Linked DNA regions of Homo sapiens: region 1 is linked to region 2. The links are chromatin loops, found by intact Hi-C in ENCODE. Cell type or tissue: IMR-90. All regions are shown on one strand.

Region 1 (8,000 bases), 110 kb before region 2:
ACTTTTACAACTTTTAGAAGTGCAAAGGAGTGAATATTTCCCTTTGGTTTATCATTCAGTAAGTCAGCTTTTGAAATCCTTTTCTTGCCAACCTTTGTGAGTAGAGAAAACATACAAATGTGTCCATTCCAAAAGGGAGTGGTTGCTGGTTAAATATGTAAAAGTAGTAACTTTAGATAAATGTGTGGTATATACAAGGTTAAATCAGGAAAAGTTATCTTATAAATAGTGGTGGCCTCTTAGAGAACATTCCGCTTTGTTTCTGAGCTTTTGAAAACTGAGAATACATTTGAAATAGTAAGGAATTTATGTACTCCTTAAATTTGTTAAGGAATGAACTCTGCACATAGCTTTCTTGTTGCTTGAAATTATAGTTTCCAGGCGTAATTTCATAGGTCCTATGTACCTCAAATAGAAGGTTTGAAATACCTTACTCAGCAAGTATATTACCTCATAGTTTAATGTTCAGTGTTAGTTTTTTCTTACCCCTCTACCTCCTGAAGAATTGTTTTCGCTCTTGTGTTCCCTTAATGCAGTGATTCTCAAGATGTGGTTTCTGCCCAGTCCCTCCACATGGGAAATATAGCACTGTTTGTTTGTTTTTTTAAGTTTTTATTGCTTCATAGTTGTTCATACTTAGGTATGCCTAAGGGCTACTTATTAATAACCTACCAAGTGAATTACTAAGGATTACTAAAACATGGTATTCATAACCTAAAACTAGAACAATATTGGAGTTTACTGTGGTCTCTTAATACTTTTTTCGCCCAGGAAGTCTGTCCTGGGAAACCTGGCACCAATACAAGCTTCTCACATGTCATATGCAGAATGGGGATTCCTGCAGTATTCAGGAAGTATGCTTAGTTTGGGGTGCATCATCTGAATTGTCTCAAAATAATGTCAGTTTTCATCATGATTCCTCTTTTTTTATTAGAATTTTTATTTAACTTCATCTTTATCAATTTAATTTATAGGTTTTTTTGTTTACTTTTCATTGTGTGGGCAGGAATATTTATACCAACAATATTTTGGCTTATAATGTAAGACATAAATGTGTTACAATGCAAAGATAGATTCTCTAGTCCCCTTTTGCTATTGCTGATTTGTATAGTCACCTAAAAACTTGCTCACACAGAGGTACTTCAGTGTTACCAAAGTTCCTTTTACACTGGAAAACTGATGGAACAAGAGGCCTCCTTCTAGTAGATGCTTTATCTGTAGTCTTTGGGTAGGGAGCTAAGTTTGTCCCTAACCCCAGCTCCCTTTGTCAGGAGCATGAGGGACCTTTTTCCGTCTTTCCTCACTGCCTGCCATATAAGCATTGGATATATAGTTATTGAATGGTGTTGTCTCAGTTTTTCAAAATGGTAAATATTTTGGAGAGACTTTATGTTACAGATTTTAGAATAAATTCACCTAAGATATTTATTGAATACATATTAGGGTCTAATAAGTATCCAAATGAGTATGCAGTATGAGTGTTTTAGACATCATTTAAAGTAGACATCATTAAGGAAAATGTTGATATTCATGCTGCTTATATATTTTATTTGCTTTTCTTAAGAGCAGAGAGTTTTCTGTAATAGAAAAATCCTTTTCCTTCAGATTTGTGTATATTTGAATAACACATGATCTCCTATTATTTGGCCTCCTGGGGGGAAAACCACAAGTACTACGGAATATTACATTTGTTTTTCTTCCCTGTACTGCAACCGTCATAAGCATTTACCTCAATTCTTCCTTAGTATTTTTTGGGAGTCCAAGGCAAATTTTTCAATCCTTAAGATTTCAGGCAGGGATTATTTACTTCCCCTTTTTTACTATTATTTGCTTCCGGAAATTCCTTACTCTATCCTAGGCCTAAATTTTATTTTTTAGTAAATTATTTGAATGCTGAAAGGATTTGTCTTTTCTCCTTTGTACCATTTTAGGTCAGGACTATATTCTGTAATTCTTTCTGACCACAGATGCACTGCTACTAGGTTAAAAAAGCTCTCAACTTTTTAGAGGAAGGTTTTTCCAGAGACTCTTTTTTTTTTTTTTTTTTTTAAGGTCTCACTCTGTCTCCTAGGCTGAAGTGCAGTGGTGCGATCATGGTTTACTGCAGCCTCGACCTCCCCAGCTCAGGCGATCCTCCCACCCCTCACTCCCACTGCCCTTCCCAGTAGCTGGACTATAGGGTCCAAGCCGCCACTCTGGCTAATTTGTGTATTTTTTGTAGAAACAGGGTTTCGCCATGTTGCCCAGGCTGGTCTCAAATTCTTGGGCTCAAGCTGTCTGCCTGCCTTGGCCTCCCAGAGTGTTGGGATTACAGGTGTGAGCCACCATGCCCTGCTCAGATAGTCTTTCAACCAGAAAAAAATACCTACTTTCAAAGGTGTGCTTTCTTAAAGATCCTCAGTGCATAAGGGAAATGTCAGAATCATCCAGTGCTTTTCCCAGACTTCTTGACAGTTACAGTTCAGGAGTTAATGGTACTCTGTGTGACCTAAACCTACGGTTAGATAGCTTTGGACATCTGGGAGGCAAGTAAAAACGCCTCATCAAGACAACCTTTCTTTTTGTGGGAAAAGTAAAATTCCAACCAAATATTTCACAATCTACCCCCTTCTTACCTTCCCCAATGAAATACCAGAGGCTTTAGAGTCTAAAGACAGAAACACTCTTGTTGAAACATCTTTAGGTAGTTTCTGTTTCAGCTGGCAAGTGTAATCTTCATGCATTACCAAATCAGTATTGTTGACTTGAGATTTTCCCTATTTAAACACAATCTTCAGTAAGAAGATTGTGGTCTTTGGGGTGTTCTGCAGGCTTTTTTTTTTTTTTCTTTGGAGACAGAGTCTTGCTCTGTCACCCAGGCTTGAGGGTAGTGGGATGATCTCGGCTCACTGCAACCTCCACCTTCTGGATTCAAGTGATCTTCCCACCTCAGCCTCCCAAGTAGCTGGAATTACAGGCACACGCCACTGTGCCTGGCTAATTTTTGTATTTTTTTAAGCAAATATGTTTCTAGATAATGTTCTCTATCTTGATAGGGTTTGAGTCACAGGTATATGCATTTGATAAAACTCAGCACGTTACTGTGCTTAAGATTTGCACATTTCAGCCGGGTGCGGTGGCTCACGCCTGTAATCCCAGCACTTTGGGAGGCCGAGGTGGACAGATCATTTGAGGTCAGGAGTTTGAGACCAGCCTAGCCCACATGGTGAAACCCCATCTCTACTGAAAACACAAACATTAGCTGGGTGTGGTGGCATGTGCCAATAATCCCAGCTACTCAGGAGGCTGAGGCAGGAGAATTACTTGAACCCGGGAGACAGAGTTTGTGGTAAACTGGGATCACACCAGTGCACTCCATCCTGGGCAACAGAATGAGATTCCGTTTAAAAAAAAAAAAGATTTGCACATTTCAGTGTATGTAAATTCGACTCCTAAAAACTTGAAGTTTATTGAAGTCTAATTAGTGATATGCATGCTGAATTATTTAAGAGAAAGTATACTGATGCCTATAGTTTACTTTGAAATATGTAAAAAAAACTGAATGGATTAATGATGGATAAGAGATGGATAGCGATAAAGCAAGTTTAGTAAAATGTTAGTAGTAGAGTCTAGGTGGTGGGGATAAAGCAAGTTTAGTAAAATGTTAGTAGTAGAATCTAGGTGGTGGGTATATAGTTCACAGTTTACAGTGAACTCTAATTCAATTTTCTGTATGTTTGGAAAATTTCATAATAAAATATTGGGAGTGGGGAGTAAATGTGATGATAGAAGCTATCTCTTTAACACACTTAGGGAAAAATCCGAAAACATTTTCTAATGAGAGAACATCATTAAAATTTTCAGGATGTTACACATTTTGCTATTCATGCTATTTGACTTAGCCTTTGTGGGGGAGGGTTGGAAAAAAAGTCACATCCTCTAACACTATTTTGGAATGATAAGGTGAAGATTATAACAATAGTAATTTAGTGCCCAAAGTCTGGTTTTTCTTCTTTATGGTCACTCTTGTAATCAGCTTTTCCTTCCTAGGCAGTGTAATTCTGCAGTCCTATTTTCAAAGAAAAGAAAGTGTTCTTTCTCACTGATCTGTACTATGGCTGAATGCAAGCAAATATTTGAAGAGATGAATCATTGATTCCTGGACCATTTGTCAGAGAGGGTTAGACTAGTTGGCCAGATGTCTCCATGGTGAGCTGTTTATGATGGTAGAGGTCTGTGTTTTATAAAGACAGTGAGTACCAGAACCTTACTGCTTTAACACCAAGCTTACCAAGACCCTAAGTTTGATTATTTTTTTTTGTCTCAGAGCAGCTTTAAAAAAATATAAAGCGTTAGGTGCTTCATTTACCCCCAAGAAAAATGAAAAAACATGTAAAATGTAAAAATCTAATAAATAATATAGAAATGGAGAGAATAGTCTTTAGTTTCTTTTTTAAAAAGGCAAGAATCAAAATTAATAATACCACACTTCAGAGAAATAGATTTGCAAAGGAAATATTCGATCATAATTATGCTCTTGCAGCAAAATTGTTATCGAGAGTATAATATTAGGCTGGGCATGGTGGCTCACACCTGTAATCCCAGCACTTTGGGAGGCCGAGGTGGGCAGATCACCTGAGATCAGGAGTTCAAGACCAGCCTGGTGAACATGGTGAAACCCCATCTCTACTAAATGTACAAAAATGAGCCAGGCGTGGTGGCAGGCACCTGTAATCCCAGCTATTCGGGTGGCCGAGGCAGGAGAATCGCCTGAACCGGGGAGATGGAGGTTGCAGTGAGCCAAGATCACACCATTACACTCCAGTCTGGGCAATGAGAGTGGAACTCCGTCTGAAAAAATAAAAATAAAAAAGTATAATCATATTAAAAGTATTGCCACTTAGGTGGTAAGAAGAGTCCTTCTACTAAGCACTGGCATCCAGTGATAAAAATTATTAAATCAGTTGATGTTTGTCACAGATGTGTATTTAAATTGTGTGACTAGCTTTTTTTTTTTTTGTCTCAAAGTTGACTTCACCAGCTAATGTTGTCTTTGAAGTTAAGGTAAAGAATATAGGTATTGGCCAGGCACGGTGGCTCACACCTGTAATCCCAGCACTTTGGGAGGCTGAAGTGGGTGGATCATGAGGTCAGGAGTTCAAGACCAGCCTGGCCAACATATTGAAACCCCGTCTTTACTAAAAATACAAAAAATTAGCTGAGCGTGGTGGCACGCACCTGTAGTCCTGGCTACTCGGGAGGCTGAGGTAGGCGAATCACTTGAACCCAGGAGATAGAGGTTGCAGTGAGCCGAGATCTCACCACTGGACTCCAGCCTGGCGACAGAGTGAGACTTCATCTCAAAAAAAAAAAAAAATATATATATATATATATAGGTATTACAGATGTGTTGCCTTTATATAATCTCATCTTACTCATTTTCTATTCCGTTCAGTCTCTTAACCCTTGATGATATCCTTAAGCAGCGTATCATTTAGGTTCATTTTGATGCTTCGTAAGATGGACCTCATGGGAAATATATGGAGCCATTTTTTCCTTTGTGTTGATATGTACTGTACATGTCACTTATGGATATAACCATTCTAATGGCTTTTTAGGCTGACCTCTCCAAAAGACTGCATTCAAAGATAGTCTCAGTTCATTTTACTGGACAAGGAAATTAACATTTTTGACCCAAGAAGAAATGCCCTTTAGTATTTCAGTTTGCCCCCTAGTTCAGTCGGTGTGTCCTTCCTGCTGTGCCAGGTTCTGTGGTAGGTTCTATACACAGTGATTTCCAAATGTGGCTGCCATCAGAGTCACTTGGGGAGCTTTTAAGAAAACACAAGCTTGGGCCGGCATCCCAGAAATTCTGATTCTGGCTATTCGTAGTGGGACCAGGGATTTGCATTTTAATAAGTACTCTAAGTGATTCTAATGCCGTCTATGGGATGATCAAGCTACAATCCCTCCCAAGATTCTCTGTCTGAAAATATAGGTAAGTATAGGTTATAGAAAAGTAAAAATTACTTCAGTACGGGGTAGTTCTGTAAAAGATAAATTCTTTACTTTTCTTAGTGCTTTTAACTCAAGTTTTACTCCAGAATCCCTCTCCCCCAGGTAATTTAGTTATTTCTGATTAGATATGTGCTCATTTTGTAACATCTTGCATTTTTTTGATCCAGTTTAAATGTTAGGCACTGTGCCATGCGTATTACATGCATTATTTCATTTAATCCCCACAGTGGTACTGTGAGATAAGAACTGTTACTATGTCTGTTTTTTAACATGTGTCAAGAGTCAGGTTAATTAGGACGTGTATCAGTAAATATTGCAGGGCTGGGACTTTCACCTAGTCTGACAACAGAGTGTGTACTGTGCTATGGTGGCTTCTGGTATTGTGTGTAAAATCTGTAAGCTCAGTTTTATTGTCTTAAAGCAGTGGTCCTTGGAAAGTGGGCCACGTAAAGCTTTTTTTGAATGGATGAAACAAAAAATTGTCTAAAGTGTAATTGATTAGCTTTCACCCAGTCTTTTGCCTGCAGTCCATCACTTCTCTGTAAAAAAAAAATACCATGAATGACAGCCATTTCCAGTTTAAAACCTATAGGTTTTCAGTGCCAGATAAATCTGAAAGATCATCTACTTTGTTCATTTATGTGCCCTGTCTGTGGCTGTAGCCCTCAAGAGTACTCTGTGTAGTCATCTCAGAAAGTATTTAGAGGTAACAGCTCTTGATTTTTCCTTGTACGTTTCATAGGCTTGCCTTTATAAAATGCCTTCCAGCTTCTTCCACCTGATTAACCTCTTCTTTACACTTGGTTTTCACAGATGGTCCTTTTTATTTAAAAAAAAAAAGTCTGGCTTTAAAGTATTTACAGTTTTTTTAAAAGCCTCATTTTCTTCTCTGACAAATTTTATAGTTGACATTTTCTGGGTCATTTAAGGAAAATTGCTCTTTTGGAAGAAACTGACTCAAAACACACTTTAGTTCAATTTGGAAAAAAACTTAATTTTTGTCTTCTTACCTTCGTATTTAGTCAGTTTTTGTTTTTTGTTTTTGTTTTTGTTTTTGTTTTCCCAAAGACAGGGTCTAGCTCTGTCACATAGGCTGGAATGCAATGACACCATTAGGGCTCACTGCAGCCTCGACCTCCCAGGCTCAAGTGATCTTCCCACCTCAACCTCCTGAGTATCTGGGACCACAGGTGTGCACTACCATGCCCAGCTAATTTCTTAATTTTTTCTGTAGAAATGGGGTCTTGCTACATTACCCAAGCTGGTCTCAGCCTCCTGGGCTCAAGCAATCCTCCCAACTCAGCCTCCCAAAGTGCTGGGATTACAGGCATGAGCCACCATGCCCATCCTATCAGATTTAGTCAGATTTTAAAAAAAAATCTGCGTGTATTGGATATCATCCAATCACCTTAAAATTGTACTAAATGGGCCGGGCACGGTGGCTCACACCTGTAATCCCAGCATTTTGGGAGGCCGAGGCAGGCGGATCACGAGGTCAGGAGATCGAGACTATCCTGACTAACACAGTGAAACTCTGTCTCTACTAAAAATACAAAAATTAGCTGGGCGTGGTGGTGGGTGCCTGTAGTCCCAGCTACTCGGGAGGCTGAGGCAGGAGAATGGCATGAACCTGGGAGGCGGAGCTTGCAGTGAGCTGAGATCACGCCACTGCACTCCAGCCTGGGCGACAGAGCAAGACTCCGTCTCAAAAAAAAAAAATTGTACTAAATGGAAATCTGCATAGATTATTCTGTATTCAGTGTATAAAAACCTTAGGAAAAAATGATAAAGTTTAAGAATTTAAGATCCAACAAACCTCTTTTTAACTTCTTTCCTCACAGGCACCCCCAAGATGTTTTCTTCTTAATTATTCCTAAATACTTTTATGTGTTGGCATTAAATTGTAACTTTATAGGCTCCCCTATTCTTTTTGCTTTTTTTTCCCCCTGAAATTACTGAGCAACAAGATTCCTGTTCTCTCCCCTTCAAGGCTTTGTTTTCTG
Region 2 (8,000 bases):
AGTCATTCTCCTGCCTCAGCCTCCCAAGTAGCTGGGATTACAGGCACGCACCACCATGCCTGGCTAATTTTTGTATTTTTAGTAGAGACAGGGTTTCACGATGTTGGCCAGGCTGGTCTCAAACTCCCGACCTCAGGTGATCCACCTGCCTCAGCCTCCCAAAGTGCTGGGATTACAGGTGTGAGCCACCACACCCGGCCCTGTTCAGGGGTTTTGTAGGATGTTCCTCAATTGCGATTTGTCTGATATTATTTTGTCATGATTAGACTTTGAGTAATGTATTTTTGGAAGGAAGACTACAGAGGTAAATTGCCTCTCAAGGATACCTACTATCAATGGAACCTATCAATGTTGATGTTGACCTTGATCACCTAGTAAGATTGTATTTATGTATTTATTTTTTATTTTTTGAGATGAAGTCTCACTCTGTTGCCCAGGCTGGAGTTCAGTGGCACAATCTTTGCTCACTGCAACCTGTGCCTCCTGGGTTCAAGCAATTCTTCTGCCTCAGCCTCCCGAGTAGCTGGGATTACAGGCACGTGCCACCATGCCTGGCTAATTTTTGTATTTTTAGTCGAGATGGGGTTTCACCATGTTAGCCAGACTGGTCTCGAACTCCTGACCTCAAGTGATCCACCTGCCTCAGCCTCCCAAAGTGCTGGGATTACAGTTGTGAGCCACCGCGCCCGGCCCATTTCTGGTTTCTACTTAGCTTTTTTCACTTAACTCTTTGTCTTGAGATTTTTCCGTGGTATGAACCCTTTTATTTTTTTATTTTTTATTTTTGTAAAGTAGGTTTGTGTTATTTATTTCTTTCATCACACAGTAAATATGGACCAAGCCCTATTATGTGCCAGGCCCTAGCCCCAGGGGTCCGGCTAATCACCAAGCCACAGATGGGGGGTGTTAGGGAGAGCCATTAAAAAAAGGATTACCCAGATAATGTGTTCATTACAGATGTGCTTGGATGGAGATCCAGGGAGCTGGGAGAGTCTGTGCCAGACAACTCGATTTGTAGGGGTGAGCAGGGAAGGCTTCCCGGTGGTGGAAAGATCTGGAGTGTGAGGGTGGCCTTCTTGGTGTTGAACAGAGAGACAAGGCCCTGGCCAGAGCTGCCTCCAGAGAAGCAGAGAGGGGCACAGGTGGGAGAAGTTCTGATCCCTCACTTCCTGGGGTCCCTGAGATCCAGCAACCTGCCTGCCCACCCTTCCCTCTGTCTCATGAGCCAACAAATCTCCCTTTTTTGCCAAAACGAGGGCAAGCTGAGTTTCTGTCTTTTACACCCAAAGAAACCGATGAATGGCGTTACAGTCCCCCAGCGTTTTTGGCACCAGGGACTGGGACTGGTTCTGTGGAAGACTATTTTTCCAGAGGAGGTAGGGGTGGGTTAGGAGGGTGGTTTTGGGATGATTCAAGCACATTATGTTCATAGTGCACTTTATTTCTATTATTATAACATTGTAATAGATAATGACATAATTATACAACTCACCATAATGTAGAATCAGTGGGATCCCTGAGTTTGTTTTCCTGCAACTGGACGGTCCTATCTGGAGGTGATGGGAGATCATCAGGCATTAGATTCTCATAAAGAGTGTGCAGCCTAATCCCTTGCACGCACAGTTCACAATAGGGTTCACGCTGCTATGAGGATCTAATGCTGCCCCTGATCTGACAGGAGGCGGAGCTCAGGCGATAATGCAAGCGATGGGGAGTGGCTGTAGATACAGATGCAGCTTCCTTAGCTTGTGTGTGGCTCACCTCCTGCTATGCCGCCGGTTCCTCACACGTCACAGACCGCTATAGGGGTTAGGGACCCCTGCCCCAACTCCTCCCTTCCTTCCTGTATGGCTGAGAGAGGTGAAGTGATCTACCCAAGGTCACACGGCAGGAATTCAAACGCAGTACTTCTCAACCTGTTCAAGGTTTAGCAGGGGCCTCCGGGATCCACCAGCCACGTTTGTGATGAGGGGGGAGGTGAACTCAGAGCAGTTTTGGGGAGACTGAACAGCGAAGTGGTGGGGAAAGTTGGTTTCAGACCAAAGATATTATAGAAAATTACCCCTGGATGGAATCTTCCAAATCAAATTGTGCTTTAGGGCACTGGTAGAATAATGAGTCTCCTCATCATATCCTAATCTCTGGAACCTGTGGCTCTGTTACTTTAAATGGTTAAAAGAGAGTTTGCAGCTGTGGTTAAATTAAGGCTTTGGGCCGGGCGCATTGGCTCACACCTGTAATCCCAGCACTTTGGGAGGCGGGTGGATCACTTGAGGTCATGAGTTCAAGACCAGTCTGGTCAACATGGCGAAACCCCGTCTCTACTAAAAATACAAAAATTAGCCAGGCATGGTGGTGTGTGCCTGTAGTCCCAGCTACTCAGGAGGCTGAGGATGAGGCAGGAGAATTGCTTGAACCCAGGATTCGGAGGTTGCAGTGAGCCGAGTTCGTGCCACTGCACTCCAGCCTGGGCAACAGAGTGAGACTACTTCTCAAAATAATAACAATAATAATAATAATGGATTTGGAGATGGGGTGATGACCCTGGGTTATCAGACAGGCCCAGTGTAATCACAAGGGTTGTTATAAAGAGGTTAGGCAGGAGGGTCAGAGTCAGAGAAGGTGATGTGAAGACAGAGCAAAGTTTGGAGTGGTGTGGACTGAGGAGCCAAAGAATGTGGGTGGTCTCCAGCAGCTGGAAGAGGAAAGGCAATGGATTCTCCCTTCTGGCCTCCAGACGGAATGTAACCCTGTGACCCATTTTAGACTTATGACCTCCAGAACTGTAAGATAAATAAATGGGATGGTTTTAAGCCACCAAATTTGTAGTTATGTGTTACAGCAGCAATAGAAACTCTTGAATCTCCTTGGCAGCATTTCCACCAAGTGACCATCGATCCTCGTCTTGAATGCCTCCAGCGACAGGGATATCACTACCAATACAGTCACCCTGTTTCCTTTCCAGCAAACTCTTTCTTCTCCCAAACCCATCCTCTGTAACTATTCACCCACTGCACCCCCACCTCGGGCCCCAGTTCTTGGAGCAAAAAGGACAGGCAGACACAATCCCAACCCCTTGTATATCAGGCTTTTGTAGACAGATAATAATTCTCTTCCCCAAGCTTAACAATCTCCAACTTTTTCCCTTGATCAGCTTATTAGAAAGGTCTAAAAGCCAACTCTTTCTGAATGAGGCCCTAGGTAATCATTTGCAGAGTGGGATCTCCCAACCCAAGGCCTCCCGTCCTGAGGAGCGGATGACAAAAACCTTATAGAGCGTCCTCCTTCCAACAATAATTCTCCAAACCCCGCCCCCTACTCCGCCAGTGCCCCATTCACAGCCCGAAACATCCGACCGGTATTAGTAATAGTTCATAATACCACCACTTGAGGCTCAGAGCCTGGGCAGGCAGCTAGAATTTAGCAACGTTATTTCGTTTTCATTGTGTTTATTTCTGTTGATGGTAAGGGAAACTGATTTTCCATTTAAATTATCTGTGTATTCAGTTGAAAGCGCCAGTTTGACCACAGCAGTGAGTCTCGCTGCACCGGATGGGTTTGGTTGTGGATAACCTAAGCTGCAGGCCGGACTCGGAACTGCCCGGGACACCGCCTCTGGGTTCTGAGTCCCGAGCGTCGTTGAAGCATGAGAGGAACTACATCAGACCCCAAAATAGTCTCTCCTAGGAAGTCAGGATGGCCGAGCGGTCTAAGGCGCTGCGTTCAGGTCGCAGTCTCCCCTGGAGGCGTGGGTTCGAATCCCACTTCTGACAAGCGCTCTTTTCCGGTATTTCAGAAGAGAAATCTTCGACGACCGCACACCAAGAGAGGCCCTCAAACACAGAGGACCGTACGTTTTACACACAATCCAAAGTCTAAATGAATGTCTGTGGGGAAGAAAAAGTCTGACAGGACGTGGTCGTGTGATTCTGAACTCCCAACTTCGGAGGAGGTTGAGGCGGGAGGATGTCGCCACCACACTCCAGCTTAGGCGACAGAGCGAGATTCTTTTTTAAAAAAGAAAATGCTCGTTAATAAGAAAATACTCGTTTTGTAAAACAATTAAGATTATGCGAACATATACGCACAAGACATCATAACCTCATTGATCTGTAAAAGAATAAAAAAAGATTATAAGAACATATACACAGAACACATACACACAAGACATCATAACCTCACTGATCTGCGGTGTTGATGAGGAAAAGTAATTGAGCTCTGTCAGAAGTGGGATTCGAACCCACGCCTCCAGGGGAGACTGCGACCTGAACGCAGCGCCTTAGACCGCTCGGCCATCCTGACTGCTTGCAGTGTGTGGCGCATAAAGCCTCTTCACAAGTTCTGCAATATGCGCATGCGTAGTGGGCAGCGAAGACCCACTCCTAGTTGTCCGCCCGGCGTTGGGTGGAGCGAGATACACTCACTTGCTCCAATGGGCGTGGAGAGATGGGACAAGGAAGGTCAGCGCGATGCACCTAGGCGACGCCAGAGGGTGCGCAAGGCCTACTAGAGAAGGCCGAGACCGAAGACTGTTACTTCAATACACATGCATTCGTGCCTCCAGCCTGTATTCATTCTGCATTCATACATGTACTATCATGTCAGCTTTGATTCCTGAAATCTGCAAGCAACCTTGCATTTCCCTTGTGCACAATGCAATCAAGTCCGTATACCTGCACTGATTCGCAGACATTTCCGTGGGCTGGCGCCCAATCTAGGTAAAGCCCAGGTATTGCAAGGCCGCCTGGCACTCTTACCGCGCTCTCCTTCCGAATACTCGCCCCAGCTGCAGCTTCACATTTGTATATGTGTTATAATTCATTTACTCAGGCTCCGGGATAGAACGAGGCCTGCAGCTGCACAGCCAGACCCGCCCTATTCCTATGTCCCCAGTGCCCAAACCGTACCCGGCACACAGTAGGTACGCAGGGAAGATCCCATGGATTCATTCTTCCCTCGCTTCCTCCTTCCTGCATCCCCTCATTTCGTGACTCATCTCTCTTTTCCTGGCCCCCGCGGCATCTTCCTCTCTTCCCTTCCACCCCCTCTAGGCTTACGCACGCCGCGCACAGGCTGTTTCCAGGGACCAGAAGACCTCGGTACCGAGAGGGTGCCCTTCTCCAGAAGGATTTCTAGGATCTCAGGGGGCTGGGCCGCTGACCTGGTGTGTAACAATTACACATTAATTAATGAATTCCCTCATTAATGACTCATATTCCTACAATGGCAGCTGCTGCCCCTCTCTGTACACAGGCACTAGAAGAGAGGGTCCAAGACCCTCGAACATCTCTGAGCCAACTTTGGAGTCCAGGGGTCAGGCCTAGAAGGTGTGAGCAGTGGGGTCACATTAACCTCTTAGTGCCCTCGGACTTGTCTGAGATGGTATCACAGAGCGGCCTCGGCCAGAGAACAGCAGCACTTACCACCCTTGGATTAGATTCCCTTGAGATGCTTGGAGCTTGGGATGCAGCCCCATGGGGGTGGGCAGAGGTCCTGGTTATCTGAAAGACAATGAAATCCTCCTCTTTCCCTGTCCCAAATGTCCTCTCCTCATTGACTGCCAGAATTCTTTCCTTTAGGTTTAGCACTAAACTCTTTTGTGTCCTCTTCTAAAATACAAATTGCCCTGGAAGCTGGAAAGAAAGTCAACAAACATTTATTAAGCACTTGCTATGTGCCACTCTTCTAGATGCTGTGAACAAAACAGAATTTCCACTCTCAAGATACATTCAGGCATGGAGCGAAGGGAGAAGGATAAGAAACAGGTGGACAAATACATCCAGGTGTTGTTAAATGCTGGGTAGAGGATGCATCAAGAAACTCATGAAAGACTTTAAAACAGGCAAAAAAGATAGCTGGATCTGATTCTATAAGGGCTTGCACCTTTCATTACTTTTATGTCCAAATAATTCTTGTCCACAGAAATACAGGTGAATTTTGTTAGGGTAGAATGCAATTGATCATTGCCCTGTGGATATTGACCAATTTTGCAATCTGCTTATAAATTCATTTCAGCATTCCTGATTGCCAATATATGTGTGTCTTTGAATTCTCTTTTGAATTGGCTATAACATTGAACAGGTCCTCCCATTAATTAATGACTAAAATAAAATCTTTGACGTGTTCATTTTATATTTATATGAGAATTATGATTTTATCTTAAAAATTATCCTTTTGGCCAGGCGAGGTGACTCATGCCTGTAATCCCAGCACTTTGGGAGGCTGAGGTGGGCAGATCACAAGGTCAGAAGTTCAAGACCAGCCTCGACAACATGGTGAAACCCCGTCTCTACTAAAAATACAAAAATTAGCCAGGCGTCATGGCACTTGCCTGTAATCCCAGCTACTAAGGAGGCTGAGGAAGGAGAATTGCTTGAACCCGAGAGGCAGAGGTTGCAGTGAGCTGAGATCACACCATTGCACTCCAGCCTGGGTAACAGAGTGAGACTCCATCTCAAAAAAAAAAAAATACCCTTTTAACAGTGATCAAGAGTGATTGGGGCTCTCCTAGGCAGGGTGGTTAGGGAGGGCCTCTGTGAGGAGCTGACACTGAGTTCAAAAGGAGAAACACAAGCAAGATCAAAGCTGCAGGTGGCAGCATTTCAGATAAAAGACATAGCCAGTGCAAAGGCTCTGAGGCAGAGAGAAATATAGTCTGTTGGAGGGACAGCAAGGCCAGTGTGGCAGGGGTAAGGTGATGGGAAGGTTCAGGCCATATCACACAGGGCTGGAGTGCCAGGGAAAGGAGTTTGGATTTTCTTCTGTGATGGAGTAACTGCTGTGTTTTTGTTTGTTGTTGTTGTTGTTTTGACACAGGGTCCAGCCCTGTGGCCCAGGTTGGAGTCCAGTGGCACAATCTTGGCTTACTGCAGACAATCTCCTGGTCTCAAGCAATCCCTGCCTCAGCCTCCCAAGTATTTGGGACTACAGGTGTGCACCACCACACTTGGCTAATTTTTATACTTTTTGTAGAGACAGGATCTTGACACTTTGCCCAGGCTGTTCTCGAACTCCTGAGCTCAAGAGATCCTCCGGCCTTGGTCTCCCAAAATGCTGAGATGATAGGTGTGAGCCACTGTGCCCAGCCTGGAGTGTTTTAAGCAGGGGAGTGGCATGGTCCTGAGGGCCCTTCAAAAACTATCCCTTTGGCTGCTGTGTGGAGGATGGACGGCAGGCCAAGGGAAGAATTGGAAGTCCAGGGGGAAGGCCAGGGCAGGGAGGGTAAGAGATGATGATGGCTGGACCAGGGAAGTGGAGATTGCAAAAGGTGGTAGAATTCAAGATTCAGGATGTGTTTTGGGGTAAAACACACAAGCCCTGCTGGCTGGCTGGTGTGTGTGTGGGGTGTCAGGGTGGAGAGAGAGGATGTAGGGATGCAATAGGAGGTCACGAAGGCCATAGGGGAGCCAGGTTACTAGATGCTTGGTTTCCCTTGAAGGCAAGGGCTTTGAAGCAGGGGCTGCTAGCTTCCCACTTTCACCCCATTTTGCAGACCAGGGAGGTAAGGCTCAGGTGGGCTGAGTGACTTGCCCAAGGTCCTCTTTGGGGCAGAAGCCCTGCACTCTCCACCTCTGGGACCCTCCCTTCATTTCTTGCATCACCAACCTTTCTGAGTGCACATCATTTTAGAGAGAAGGGAACAGAGGTAGCGCCAGAGCTGGAGCCCACACCAGCCCCGCCCTGCCTGCTGCCCTCCTGGCCGGCCTGGGAGAAAGTGCTCCCTTGATGGGGCTCAGCACCAGGTTCCCACACAGCTCTGTCTCTTGGGTTTGGGTGGATGATCAGGTGTCCCCCCTCGACACCTTTCATGTGACACCCTCCTGGCCTGGAGGAAGCCTTGTACCCCTAGGTCCCTGAGACCAAAATTGGGAAGGGAGAAGGCCACCATTTCTGTTTATGTCCTGTTTCCACCTTATCAGCAGCCTAGACGCCAACAATGAGCCCTGTGGGACAGGCCTCACCCATTCCCTGCTCCGGACATTTGTCCAGCTTGGGGAAAA

Evidence for each region. Peaks named below come from ENCODE experiments on the same cell type or tissue, not always from the same donor. Only the 100,000 strongest peaks of a DNase experiment are listed, where the experiment ranks them.
Region 1: a loop joins it to region 2, with 8 times the contacts of the local background. A loop is called at or near these places in 38 of 110 quality-filtered maps.

Annotation. Positions count from the first base shown.
Region 1 is chr16:57,190,680-57,198,679 of GRCh38, forward strand. The region is part of intron 1 of RSPRY1 (ring finger and SPRY domain containing 1); the gene reads left to right. Among named protein-coding and RNA genes, the nearest start is that of RSPRY1, 8.4 kb to the left of the region's middle. In IMR-90, no CTCF peak of the experiment used is centred here; DNase peaks (open chromatin) are centred at 582, 2,632 and 4,162; H3K4me3 peaks cover 174 bases; H3K27ac peaks cover 1,579 bases.
Region 2 is chr16:57,296,261-57,304,260 of GRCh38, forward strand. TRL-CAG2-1 (tRNA-Leu (anticodon CAG) 2-1) reads left to right here and starts at 3,691; the gene lies at 3,691-3,773. It overlaps TRL-CAG2-2 (tRNA-Leu (anticodon CAG) 2-2), which reads right to left and starts at 4,302; the gene lies at 4,220-4,302. RefSeq lists enhancers at 3,415-3,544, 3,955-4,014, 7,898-7,947 and silencers at 3,665-3,874, 4,165-4,334. In IMR-90, CTCF peaks have their summits at 3,415 and 4,483; DNase peaks (open chromatin) are centred at 3,861 and 4,441; H3K4me3 peaks cover 1,446 bases; H3K27ac peaks cover 635 bases; H3K27me3 peaks cover 631 bases.